Linked DNA regions of Homo sapiens: region 1 is linked to region 2. A link is a contact called in ENCODE Hi-C or POLR2A ChIA-PET data. All regions are on one chromosome and are shown on one strand. Each heading gives the region's core, a stretch centred on a gene start or an enhancer-like site at or near the end of the contact. The rest is flanking DNA. Distances are from core to core; before and after follow the strand shown.

The links. Hi-C counts contacts between places; a loop is a spot of excess contacts on that map. ChIA-PET counts read pairs that join two places held with the same protein, here RNA polymerase II (POLR2A). Pooled maps may share reads with other maps.
Region 1: a pooled map shows a loop between it and region 2 (2.6-fold over the local background). The contact joins two enhancer-like sites. A Hi-C loop is called at or near these places in 7 of 50 pooled maps. POLR2A ChIA-PET finds 5 or more read pairs at or near these places in 5 of 52 experiments (HEK293, WTC11, activated B cell and 2 more).

What each region holds. Positions count from the first base shown.
Region 1 is chr22:39,168,653-39,175,619 of GRCh38, reverse strand. No RefSeq gene overlaps it. Among named protein-coding and RNA genes, the nearest start is that of CBX7, 19 kb to the right of the region's middle. RefSeq lists enhancers at 1,435-2,104, 3,117-3,922. Within about 2 kb of position 4,624, at least 5 of the 41 ENCODE cell types and tissues checked have a DNase peak (open chromatin) inside an H3K27ac peak, as active enhancers do.
Region 2 is chr22:38,998,323-39,005,340 of GRCh38, reverse strand. No RefSeq gene overlaps it. Among named protein-coding and RNA genes, the nearest start is that of APOBEC3B-AS1, 3.6 kb to the right of the region's middle. RefSeq lists an enhancer at 6,616-7,018. Within about 2 kb of position 2,005, at least 2 of the 41 ENCODE cell types and tissues checked have a DNase peak (open chromatin) inside an H3K27ac peak, as active enhancers do.

The sequences.
Region 1 (6,967 bases), core at 3,375-5,874, 170 kb before region 2:
AAGCTGAAGGGGGGACACAGGGTAGGGGAGAGAGCGGGGCTAGCTGCACCAACTCCAGCCCTGGGATCCTAGAGGTGCCGCGCCCCGCCCTGGGCTGCACGCCCATCACCTCCCTTCGAGGCCAGCCCACCTCGGCCCTTTGGTTTGGCTACAGGTCTGGGGCATTACCCTAGCAGGGTCAGGTGCAGGCAGAGACGTGGAGACCCTAGCCTTGGATCAGGCCTTGGGCGGGTGGAGAACGGAGAAAATGCAGAGGCACGGGCTGTGCTGCCACCCTCGCAACCCCCGAAACCAGCCCAAAGTGATTGGAGACCAAGGGACCATCTGCACGAGAAATTCTCCCCATTTAGAAATAGGGGAAACTGAGGCACAGGGAGGCCATGTGGCTTGCTCAGAGTCATAGAGCTGTCACGCTGTCACCTAGTGGAGATGTGATTGGAATCCTGGGCTTTCTGTCTCTGGCCCCCACCTGGGGGCCCCTCACGGTTCCTCTCTTCTCCCCTGCTTCCCTAGCCCCCCAAGTCTGGCTGGTTCTATTCCAGTGTGTTGTCCTGTAAGGGCTTCGGGTCCCCCGGGGGGCCAGGGTCAGGTAAACAGGATCCCAGCCGCATTCCCTGACCTTGTTTACCTCCCAAAAGAATGTGAGGGCATTCTTCCCCTTCCCGGGCTGTGAGTCAGCTCCCAGCAATGCGCCGGCTGGCTGCTGGCTGCCCTTCCCCCATGCAACCCCCTCCAGACCCCTGCCCCTTGCCTTCTCACCCGGTGACGTCACTGATGTCACCCCTCCCCATACCCCCATGGAGCCCACCAGGCCTCCAGTTGCCATGGCGACGGCTCACAACAGGAAGCACAGCCCCATCGAGGCCTGCGCTGGGGCAGAAACACAGGAAGCCGCGCTAAGCACTGAGCAGCATTGTCAGCCCCGTAAAAAACAAAACAGGACAAAAAGATTTAATGAGAACAATCAGCCCAAAGAAAAAGGAAAAAAAAAAAAGACCAAAAAAACAAACAAAGCCAAACAGCCTGAAGGCAGGGGGCTGGCAGGGCTCCAAGGACCCCACGTTTTCCCTCCCAACACAATGTAGGCTCAATAATACTTCCTTCTCAGAAGGAGGCTCCCGGGGGTGAGCAGCGGCTGCAGCAGCTCCAAAACTACCCTTGGCTACCCTTGGTAACCCCAACGCAGGTCCAGCTCTATGCCCTCTACTGAAGGCTTTGGGGGACTGGATAGGCTAGTCCTGCCCCCACCTCCCCAAGTATTACCCCTCCTAAGTCCTGCTAGGGGACGTATTCAGTTCAGTGGAAGAAAGAGCACAGGCTCCTGGGTCACCCAGATGGAAAATCTACTCCTGGCCCAGCCGCTGCCTGATGATTGTGAGATTCTGTGTGGGTGGCGATCTCTCTTGCACCTCACTTTCCTCATTGGTTTTGCACCTCACTTTCCTCATTGGTTTTGTAACCATCACTGTCATCAGCATCCGCCTTCACACCTCACAGAGGTGTTGCAAAGCTCAGGCGAGCTGGCACATCAACTAGCACCCAGTAGGTGCTCAATGCGTGCAGAAGGAACTCACAGAGGATGAATGAATGGGGCAGAAATTCCGTGGAGGCAGCTAGCTCAGCTCTGAACTAACTATCAGAGATGGACAAGATGCCCCAGGGGGTATGGGGCTCCCCATCGCTAGACGGGGCAGGCTTGTGAAGGCTTGGTGGGACCTTGTGGAAGGGACTGAGCCCTGGAACAGGGAGGGTGTAGGGGAGGAGCAAAGCTCCCTCCCTCCAGCAGAAGGCTCTGGCCCAGTGGTCCTGTCTGGATAATCCCATTTAGTCTGGTATCTGGTTGATGCCTGCACCGTGACTATGGGAAGAGACCCCACAGTGTCAGTGGGGCAGTTAGTGGTGGGGGGACCCCTGGCTCTTTCTCCATTGCCTGGAGAGAGTAGGGTCCCAGGGCAGAGGAGGCCACCATTCTAGTCCATTTAGGAATGTGACGGATAAGAATGATCCCCGTGGGACAGTGGCAGAGCTGGACTCTGATCACACGGGCAGGTCAGGCCATCCCCTGTCATGTGGATCGGTCCAGCACCTGCTGTTAGCCCAGTGGTTCCTGCCAATGATTGGTGATAGAGCTGGCCTTGCAGGGCCCGGTTGGGGAGTGGGGAACGGGATGCTTAGGCGAGGAGGCTGACTGAGGTTCAGAGCCTGGCTCCAGGTGGTCAGAGAGGCCACCTGGGGGAAATGGGCCAGAAAATGCGGACGGGACTTTGTTGGGTAAGGACAAAAATGGTAGCTGTTCCACTCAAGGGCATAGCAGGAGCACAGGCGTGGCAGTGAGAAAGCCCAGGGTGTTCTGGCCACGGGACCCAGATCTGCACACCTGTAGTCAAAGTTGGTGTCACAAGATAGAGAGATCCCATGGAAAAGAGGCTGGAACCAGATCACAGAGGGTCTTCAGTGTCACTGCCAGGAGTCGGGAGCTGACACCCTAGGCACCGGGGAACTGCTGGGGGCTTTTGACCAGGGTAGTGATATGTGCAGCCGGGTAATTTAGGGTGACGCCTCCGTGTGGATTAGGAGTGGAGGATGCACCAGGAAACAGCATAGGATGGGAGGTCAGAATCTGGGGTCTGCTGAATTGGCTTCTTTTCTTTTGAACTTAATAATAATGAGACATAATAGGTGTTCAATCAGGCCGGGCACAGTGGCTCACGCTTGTAATCGCAGCACTTTGGGAGGCCGAAGCAGGCAGATCACCTGAGGTCAGGAGTTTGAGACCAGCCTGACCAAGGTGGTGAAACCCCATCTCTAGTTAAAAAAAAAAAAAAAAAAGTACAAAATTAGCCAGGCGTGGTAGCACACGCCTGTAATCCCAGCTACTTGGGAGGCTGAGGCAAGAGAATTGCTTGGACTCAGGAGGCGGAGTTTGCAGTGAGCTGAGGTCACACCGCTGCACTCCAGCCTGGGCAACAAGAGTGAAACTCCATCTGAAAAAAAAAAAAAAAAAGGTGTTCAATCAATATTTATAGAATGAATGAATGGCAACCACCTTATACTGTGATATTTATTTTGCATACGTTGTCTTGTCAATTCTCACTACAAGCCTAAAAAATAGGCCTCATTCTTCCTGGTTTTACAAATGAGAAAATGGAGGTTCAGAGAGGTTGAGGGACCTGCTCCAGGCTGCACAGCATGCTGTGGTGGAGCAAGATTCCAGCACAGCTGAACCCACCCACCATCTCCCACTGCAGAGTCCACCCCAGCGCTGGGCTCTGTGCTGAACCCACCCACCATCTCCCACTGCAGAGTCCACCCCAGCGCTGGGCTCTGTGCTGAACCCATCCACCATCTCCCACTGCAGAGTCCACCCCAGTGCGGGGCTCTGTGCCAGGCCTGGGGGACACACAGATAACTGAACTCCAACCATGTGCCTGAGTAGCCCCCAGATTAGAGGCCTCAGTTTTCCCAGCTGTGGACTGAGGGCTGGTGGAGGAGTGCTCAGGGAGGGGGCTGCCCAGGGCCCAGCTGGGGGAAGACAACACTGAGACATGGGAGGAAGGGAAGGGTGCCCTGAGAAGAGGCAGGATAACTGTGGGGCGCTTGCAGGAAAGGAGCAGAGGCCAGGGCTTGCTAAGGGGATGAGGGGAGAAGCAGACGTGCTGAGAGGCAGGAGCAGGTGGTCAGAGGCTGGGAGGAAATGGATCTCGGCCGCAGCCCTGGGTCCCAAACACAGGCAGACGGGGGATGGTGCGAGGGGGCTGCACCTGGGGCCTCAGGTGGGACCCGGAAAAGACATGCCTGCCCACACCTCCTCCTGCCCCTCTATCCTCCATCCGGCGCCGCTCGCGCACCTGCCCCTCCGGCCCCCATCCGGCCCGGGGGTGGGAGGAATGAGGACCTCTTCCAATCCCTGGTGGAAATCCTCTCGGGGGCTGTTGAAAGGGGCTGTAGGAAGGGTTGTAGTCTGTGGGTGGCTTGGGTCTGGAGCAAGGGAGGAGAGGGGAGCTGGGCAGAACAGGGAGGCTCCTGGGAAAAGCCCACGGGAGGGGGGCCGGGGCTCCTTGGACAGGAAGGGACAAGGGGTTTCCACGATGGCGGAGGAAGGCGTGCTGGCCTCGGAGCCACCAGGCAGAAGCCCTCATTTTGGTTCTGCTCCACACAAGGGGTGGATCCTCAGCAAGCGATTCCCCTCTCTGGGCCTCAGTTTCCTCATCTGTAACAGGAGGGGATCTGACCGCAGGGAGGGGCAGCAGGCAAGCCCAGTGCTTAAGAGTGTGGGTCTGTTTGGGACTGGACTGTCTGGGCTCGATCCTGGCTCCGGTGGCCGCGCAGACAGGCCCCATGGTGAGCGTCTTCAGAAAACAGGATGTGACCCAGCCTGCAGGTGTGCAAATGTCTAGCTCCATCACCCGATAGCTGCTTTGCAAGACGCTCAGCCTTCTCTTCCATTTTCCCGTGACACACCCATCATCCACAGCCCTCCTCCCTGTACTGTGGAGGGTGCTGATGGTGGACGCTCAGGCAAGGAAAGCAGATGGGGCATGTCCCCTCGAGGACCTGCTGTGGGTCCTGCAGGCTCTGCCTCTGGCTTCCCTGGGGCCCCATCCACCCAACACCGAGCGCTGGGCAGCCGGACGCCGGGAATCTGGCGCCACCTGGTGGGCAGAGAGAATCCTGCTGTCCTCCAGGGCTCTGGACGGGAACTGGGCACCAGGCGTCCTGTAGCCATCCCTCTCTGTTTTTTATTCAACCGGGGCTGACCTTTTTAAGAGTTTAAATTTAATTTTTTGGTCAGGCGTGGTGGCTCACGCCTGTAATCCCAGCACTTTGGGAGGCCGAGGCAGGTGGATCACCTGATGTCAGGAGTTTGAGACCAGCCTGACCAACATGATGAAACCCCGTCTCTACTAAAAATACAAAAATTAGCCAGGCATGTTGATGCGCACGTGTAATCCCAGCTCTACTAGGGAGGCTGAGGCAGGAGAATCGATTGAATCTGGGGGGCAGAGGTTGCAGTGAGCTGAGATCACACCACTACACTCCAGCCTGGGCAACAAGGTGAAACTCCGTCTAAAAATAAATAAAATAAAATGTTAAATTTATTTTTTTTAGGGATGGAGTCTTGCTATGTTGCCCTGGCTGGTCTTGAACTAGGCTCAAGCAATCCTCCCGCCTATAGCTGGGTCCACAAGGGCACCTCTGTAACAGCTTTCCCCACTCCCGCTGCGTAACCCCATCTTCTGCCATCTCCCTGTGGCTTGCTGAAGGCTAGCCCCTCACTGGGCCTTTATCTACTCAAACACAGGACCCCTATTGTGTGCATGGCCCCAGGCAGAGCACCAGGCTGGTGATTGAATCAGGCAGTTCCCTGTCCCTCCCAGAGGAGCTCTCAGGCTGCTGGGGGAAACTCACAGACCACAGCAGGACCAGGGCTGTGGCTAAGGGGAGCCCAGAAGTTTTGGTGGGGGCAGGCAGAGGGGTAGCCAGGGCAGGCTGTGGAGGAGAAGCTGATCAGGCTTCGTTTTGAAAGCTGGAAGCAATAGTAATAGTGGAAGCATTTAGTAAGCAGAGAGCAGGTGTGGAGGTGTGCCATTGCAGAACAGCCCTGAGCTGAGAGCCACCGAGGGGTCGTTCTAGGGAGTGACATGGTCAGTCCACTGCCAGTGCGAGATGGTGGAGGTGGCTGAAGTGAGAGGTGCTGGTGGCTACGTCTTGGAGGGTGGTTGGTGGTTGCTATAGAGACTGGGAGAAGGGGATGGTGAGAGGTGGAGGGAGGTGAGCCAGAGGAGGCCCTGGAACACTCCTTGGGTACCTGGCTTGGCTGGCTCAGTTCACCTGGACAGGTACTGGAAAAAGGGGAGGAGGAGGGGGAGGAAGAAGTGACTTGGGAGAAGAAGAGGGCAGGGCGCTCAGGTCTGGGTATGTTCAGTTTGAGAGGTCGTGGGACCTCCAAGAGGAGCCATCCTGGGGGCAGTTGCAGCGGGATGTGTGATGTAATTAGGGAATAACTCGCAGTACCTGGTGACCTGTGAATTAGGGGGAAAAGTCTAGAATGTTCCCTTGAGATAGCCTAAGACGGTGCTTCTCACAAATAAATGTGCAGGTGAGTCCCCTGGGGGTCCTGCTACACTGCAGGTTCTGACTCAGTGGGTGTGGGGTGGATCCTGGGAATCTGCATTTCTGACAAGCTCTCGAGTGAGGTTGATGCTGCAGGTCTCAGACCACACTTTGAGGACAGAAGGTCTAAGACACTTAGAGGATGGTGGCAGTTGTCCTTGACATCAGGAACCCACATAGAGGTGGAGGTGGGTCTGAGAGTTTGGGTTTTTACAAGCTCTACAGATAATTTTGATGCCTGAGCAGGTAACGCGAGCCAGACATGGGTACAGACATACTGGGGGTGGGAAGGGGTGGCTGCATAATTTGTGGGGTCCCATGCAGAATGAAAACATGGAGCCCTTTGTTCAACAATTGTTATGAATTTCAAGACAGCAGAGCATTAAGCCACATGCCTGGCCCTTTGAGGAGGGAAGTCCTGTGTGACTGACTGACCACCTGCCCATGAAGGTGGTCCTCCTGGGGCGGGGGTTTGAGGCAGGAAGGTGAGGGGCTTCTCCTCTGATGACGTCTGTTTCCCCTCTGAAAGGAGAAGCCTCAGCTCAGTGGAGGGCACTATGCTTTCCCAGACTGGGGCATCCAAACTGACCTTCTACCTGCCCCATACCCCAGTTAATTCACCACATCTTTTCTCTCTCTCTAATCTGATTACCTCTCTCCATTCTCCTGCAGGGCCATAGTCTAGGCCATGCTCTTGTCTTTGCTGGGCCATGCAGAGGCTTCCTGAGTAGCCCACCCACCTCAGTCCTGTTTCCCTCCAGCGAAGGTCCACAGGCAGTTGCAGAGGCCCCCCGACTGCCTTCCCTTAGAGATTATATTCAGGGCCTCTTTTTTTGGTATTTACACATCAAAA
Region 2 (7,018 bases), core at 756-3,255:
CAGAAGACTTCTGTGACCAAATGTGGGGGATTTCTTCCCACCAACAAACAAGCAATCCATTCTTCAGCAGGCACCAGCCAGGTGTCCTCTCAGTCACATCCAACATTGCCTTGAGATGGTGTCAGATCTCACAGGTTGAGGGCCCAGTCCCCAAAACTGCCCCTGCTTTAGACACCAGTAGAAAGCTCAGACATCTGGAGTGTCTGACCAACAGGCTTCAAGTTGAGGTTCCCATGACCCATTCTTTGGGTTCAGTTAATTTGCTAGAGCACTACTCTGGAGGCTGAGGCAGGAGAATTGCTTGAATCCAGGAGGCGGAGGTTGCAGTGAGCCGAGATCGTGCCACTGCACTTCAGCCTGGGCAACAGAGCGAGACTCCGCCTCAAAAAAAAGAAAAAAAGATCATTGAGTTCTAAGTGTGCCTAATTCACACTATGATTTTGTCTTTAACGCGTGAATGATTTAGGAGCGATAACGTGCTACCCTAGCAAGAACGGGAATCGAGCTCAAATACGGACACCACCGTGTCTAGCAGCACAGCCTACCCTGAACTCATTGGAAATCGATATCCATTTGTCCCTTAAAATATTTTAAGTAATTTTGGAGAGATGTAGGAGAATAATGCTTTTTTCTTTTTTTTTTTTTTTGAGACAGAGTTTCATTGTTGTCACCCAGGCTGGAGTGCAATGGCACGATCTCGGCTCACTGCAACCTCCCACTCCTGGGCTCAAGCGATTCTCCTGTCTCAGCCTCCCGAGTAGCTGGGATTAGAGGCAGCTGCCACCACGCCCGGCTAATCTTTGTATTTTTAGTAGAGACGGAGATTCACCATGTTGGCCAGGCTGGTCTCCAACTCCTGACCTCAAGTGATATGCCCATCTTGGCCTCCCAGAGTGCTGGGATTACAGGTGTGAGCCACCGAACCCAGCAGAGAATAATGCTTTTTAAACATTTTTTTAATTTTTAAATTTTTAATTAATTAAATTTAATTTTTTAATTTTTTAGAGACAGGATCTTATTCTGTTGCCCAGGCTGGAGTGCAGTGATGGCTCACTGCAACCTCAAACTCCCCAGCTCAAGTAATCCTCCCAGCTTTGCCTCTTTTTTTTTTTTTTTGAGATGGAGTCTCGCTCTGTTGCCCAGGCTGGAGTGCAGTGGCACAATCTCAGCTCACTGCAAGCTCCCCTTCCCGGGTTCACGCCATTCTCCTGCCTCAGCCTCCCAAGTAGCTGGGACTACAGGCGCCCACCGCCACGCCCGGCCAAATTTGTATTCTTTTTTTTTTTTTTTAGTAGAGATGGGGTTTCACTGTGTTAGCCAGGATGGTCTCGATCTCCTGACCTTGTGATCCGCCTGCCTCAGCCTCCCAAAGTGCTGGGATTACAGGCGTGAGCCACTGCACCCGGCCCCAACTTTGCCTCTTAAAATGCTTGAATTACAGGCATGAGCCACTGTACCCTGCCACGGTAATGCTTTTTAGGGGTGTATTAGTTGGGGTTCAGCCAATAAACAGAACCACTAAGATGTATATATTTTGTTTACGAATTTTAAAAAATCTGAATCTGACCTTATCCAGTTGCAGGGGCTGGTTAAGCAACCCCCATAAAATGTTGTCTTCACTGCCTGTGATGTTGGAGCTTGAAGTCTGCGGCGGGGTGGTTCAAGGGGCCATCAGAAAGGGATGAGGGATGCTAGGTGTGGGAGAGCAAGAGCCAGCTGGAACCCACAGGTCTGAGCTGTGGAGCGTACGAGGAGAGACAGAACCCATGTCATCGTTCTTGCCTCTGACTTTAATTGTGTCCTACTGGGGACCTTCCTCAAGGAGCTAAAGACACACACTTGGCTCAGGATCAGAGACACTCAGGGACCATCTAGGACTGCTCCTGGCAGCTGCAGGCCCAGGTGCTGCTTCACGCCAAGGAGATGTGAGCATGCCAGAAAAGGGCTGCTGCCTCACTTCCTCCCAGCAGACTTGCCAGGGCGGTCTCTGTGGCTAGCCCTGAAATCTGACCGCTGGGAAGGGAGGGCATCCTGACTTAGTGCACACATTACAGAGCTTCCGCAAGGGGGCAGAAGAGCTGACCCCAAACCCTGAGAATTTGATTAGGATTGCATCAAATCTGTAAACTTTTTTTTTTTTTTTTGAGATGGAGTCTTGCTCTGTCACCCAGGCTGAAGTGCAGTGGCTGGATCTCTGCTCACTGCAACCTCAGGTTTAAGCAATTCTACTGCTTCAGCCTCCTGAGTAGCTAGGATTACAGGTGCACGCTACCACGCCTGGCTAATTTTTTGTATTTTTAGTAGAGACCGGGTTTCACCATGTTGGCCAGGTTGGTCTCAAACTCTTGATCTCAAGTGATCTGTCCACCTCAGCCTCCCAAAGTGCTGAGATTACAGGCATGCACAACCGCACCTGGCCGATTTAACCTCTTAATATTAAGTCTTTCAATCCCAAAACATGGTATATCTCACCATTGATTTAGGTGTTTTTAAAAACTTTCTCTTAGTTCTTAGTAGAGTTTTGTAGTTTTCTGTGTATGGGTCTTATACAACTTTTGCAAGATGATTTTTTTTCTTTTTCTTTTTTTTTTTTTTTTTTGAGATACAGTCTTGCCCTGTCACACAGGCTGGAGTGCAGTGGCTCAATCACAGCTCACTGCAATCTTGACCTCCCCAGGTTCAGGTGATCCTCTTGTCTCAGCCTCCCAAGTAGTTGGGACTGCAGGTGCACGCCTCCACATCCAGATAATTTTTGTATTTTTTGTAGAGACAGGGTTTTACTATGTTGCCCAGGCTGGTCTTCAACTCTTAGGCTTAAGCGATCCACCTACCTCAGCCTCCCAAAGTGCTGGGATTACATATGTGAGCCACTGCACCTTGCCTGCAAGATGATTTTTTTTTTTTTTTTGAGATGGAATCTCACTGTCGCCCAGGCTGGAGTGCAGTGGCGCAATCTCAGCTCACTGCAACCTCCACCTCCCGGGTTCAAGCAACTCTCCTGCCTCAGCCTCCCAAGTAGCTGGGACTACAGGCACACCCCACCACGCCTGGCTAATTTCCATATTTTTAGTAGAGACAGGGTTCCACTATATTGGTCTGGCTGGTCTCAAACTCCTGACCTTAGGTGATCCACCCGCCTCGCCCTCCCAAAGTGCGGGATTACAGGCATCAGCCACTGTGCCCGACCATCAAGATGATTTTTAACACTCTGTTTTCAGGGACAGATTTCTGGTGATAGATAACAAACCAATATTCTAAATGGCTCACTATGGGCCAGGTGCTCTTTATAATATATGTAGCTATAATATGAATATGAACAAACTCGTTTAAGCCTCACAACCCACAATGAAGAAGTTGTATTATCATCTCCATTTCATATGACAGACTGAAGCACAGAGGTGCTAAGTAACTTGCTAAATGCCACAATCCAGTAAGTGGCAGAAGCAGGATGAAACCCAGGCAGCCGGCTGCAGAGTTGCCACTCACACTGCTCCCCTTGTGCTGCTTGGTAACAGTGACAAGCGTTCCTACCAGTATCCAATAGCACATAAAATCAGGACTGATGCTCTGTCAATATCAGACTTGACTCTTTTCTTTTTTTTTTTTTGAGACGGAGCCTCGCCCTGTTGCCCAGGCTGGAGTGCAGTGGCACGATCTCGGCTCACTGCAACCTCCGCCCCCCAGGATCAAGCAATTCTCATGCCTCAGCCACCCGAGTAGCTGGGATTACAGGCGCACGCCACCGCGTCTGGCTAATTTTTGTATTTTTAGTAGAGACGGGGTTTCACCACGTTGGCCAGGCTGCTCTCTGCTCTCTGCTAACTCCTGACCTCAGGTGATCTGCCCACCTCGGCCTCCCAAAGTGCTGGGGTTACAGGCATGAGCCACCATGCCCGGCCAGACTTTACTCTTACGTTCAGATTCATTGAACTCGTTCTATAAAAGCAAGATCTCCCCCCTCAGTTGCTGCAGGGGAGAGGGGACATCTTCATCTTTATCTTATAGTATTTCGTATATACAAAGATGTGCACAATTTTTAGAATGAGGCTATGGAACTTTGTTCATTAGCAGGAAAGCCCAATAGCAGGCTAGTAGAGCTACGTGTTACGGGATGAAAGGGAGTAAGAGTGGATAGAAATTTCCTTAAAAACACTTTGTGGCCGGGCGCGGTGGCTCATGCCTGTAATCCCAGCACTTTGGGAGGCCGAGGCGGGTGGATCACGAGATCAGGAGATCGAGATCATCCTGGCTAACACAGTGAAACCCCGTCTCTACTAAAAATACAAAAAATTAGCCAGGTGTGGTGGCGGGCGCCTGTAGTCTCAGCTACTTGGGAGGCTGAGGCAGGAGAATGGTGTGAACCAAGGAGGCGGAGCTTGCAGTAAGCCGAGATCGTGCCACTACACTCCAGCCTGGGCGACACAGCAAGACTTTGTCTTGGGAAAAAAAAAAAAAAAAAAAAAAAAAACAGTTTAAAACAGACCAGGCGTGGTGGCTCATGCCTGTAATCCCAACACTTGGGGAGGCCAAGGCAGGCAGATCATGAGGTTGGGAGTTCGACAGCAGCCTGGCCAACATGGTGAAACCCCACCTCTACTAAAAATACAAAAATTAGCCAGGCGTAGTGGTGGTTGCCTGTAGTCCCAGCTACTCGGGAGGCTGAGGCAGGGGAATTGCTTGAACCTGGGAGGTGGAGCTTACAGTGAGCCGAGATCACGCCACTGCACTCGACCCTGGGTGACAGAGCAAGGCTCCATCTCAAAAAAAAAAAAGAAAAAGAAAGAAAAGAAAAAAAAAAAGAAAAAGAAAACCACCACTAACAAACAAACAAACAAAACAGTTTAAAACAACAAAGACATCAGTTTAATCTCCCCCTAGTAACCATTGAAATACTATACAGTAGCCCATTCTCATACCAGATTGGAAAAGATCAAAGAGACTGAGTAGATAAATGAACAATGTTCTGCAGAGAGAACATGGTCCTGGTGAAGCCGGGTCCCAGCGGCCCCCGGCCCCCTCGCTCCCCTCGTGTCTTCCTCCACTCTGCCACAGTCATCACACCCAAAGCCAAATGCCCATCAACAACAGAACTGGCAAAGTGAGTGCCGGGTATTCACGGGTGGGATAGTGGACAGCAATAGGAATTGACCTGCAACCGTGATAAACAGAATGGGTGAACCTTGCAAACATAGGGTTGAGTGACAAGAGCCACACACAGAAGATTGTGTACTATGTGCTGGTGTTTAGAGCAAGTGCAGAAAAAGCTAAACTAACGTATTGCATTAGAAATCTGGAAAGTGGCTATCATGGAGGAAATGGAGAGAGGATGGGGCCCGCCAAGGTACAGAGGGAGAGAAGAGCCCTGGGGACAGCTGTGACCCAGGACAGGCTGGTGGCGTCCATCCGTCTCCAGGCAGGACCAGGTCTCATAGGGCTTTCCCTGGTGGTCTGAACAGTCTTCCCAGCAGGGCTAAACACTGCGGTGAGGGGGAGATAGTCAGCTTCCGTCACAGGGGCTGAGGCCATGGTGTGTGGGGCAGGTGGGGAGCCCTCCCCAGCACCTCTCGGCCTTGGCCCTGGCATCCTTTCCATGTGGACGTCCTGAGTCTTCCACGTCCTGAGTCTTGTCCTTGGTGTCACCTACAGTCCTAGCCAAGGACTCTCCCCACCGGCTCCCAACCACCCTTCAGCCCAAAGCCTCCCCCTGACATCCCACATGACAGCTGACCAGCCCGGTGCAGGGTCCTCATTTCCTGCAATTTCTGGCTGTTGGCAGTGGAGGGGTCAGGCTTCAAGCCTTCTCGTTGACGTTGACATGCTCAGCCAGGAAGCTGTTCACTGTCTGGGCACATTAAGGACAAGGGCTCCAGGAGATGCTCCAGGTGACCTGGTAGCACCAGTGCATGGCCAGTGGCTTTAGAATGTTCATGGAGAAGGAGAAACAAGTTTCCAGACAGTCAGATTCCTCAAGGCAGAAGAGGAGGGAAGGGGAGGGGTGGTGGTTTGGGTGACTGTGCAAGCCAGATGGGGGGTCCTCAAGCTCAGCCATTCCAGTGTGCTGCTCTCTCCTGAGAGGGAGGGAGGGAGGGAGGGAGGGAGGGAGGGAAGGAGGCAGGGAGGGAGGGAAGAAGGGAGGAAGAAAGGAAGGGAGGGAGGGAGGGAAGGAGGGAAGGAAGGGTCAAGGAAGGGAGGGAGGTGTTGTGGGAAGTCAGGGACCCCAAATGGAGGGACCAGCTGAAGCCATGACAGAAGAACGTGGATTGTGAAGATTTTATGGACATTTATTAGTTCCCCAAATTAATACTTTTGTAATTTCTTATGCCTGTCTTTACTGCAATCTCTAAACATAAATTGTAAAGATTTCATGGACACTTATCACTTCCCCAATCAATACCCTTGTGATTTCCTATGCCTGTCTTTACTTTAATCTCTTAATCCTGTCAGCCGAGGAGGATGTATTTCGCCTCAGGACCCTGTAATAATTGCATTAACTGCACAAATTGTACAGCATGTGTGTTTGAGCAATATGAAATGTGGGCACCCTGAAAAAAGAACAGGATAACAGCAATTGTTCAGGGAATAAGAGAGATAACCTTAAACTCTGACCACCGGTGAGCCGGGCAGAACAGAGCCATATTTCTCTTCTTTCAAAAGCAAATGGGAGAAATATCGCTGAATTCTTTTTCTCAGCAAGGAACATCCCTGAGAAAGAGAATGCGCACCTAGGGGTAGGTCTCTGAACTGGCCCCCCCAGGGCGTACCTGTCTCTTATGGTCGAGATTACAGAGGTGAGATAGACTCCAGTCTCCCATAGCGCTCCCAGGCTTATTAGGAAGAGGAAATTCCCGCCTACTAAATTTTGGTCAGACGGGTTGCTCTTAAAACCCTGTCTCCTGATAAGATGTTATCAATGACAATGGTGCCCGAAACTTCATTAGCAATTTTAATTTTGCCTCAGTCCTGAGGTCCTGTGATCTCGCCCTGCCTCCACTTGCCTTGTGATATTCTATTACCCTGT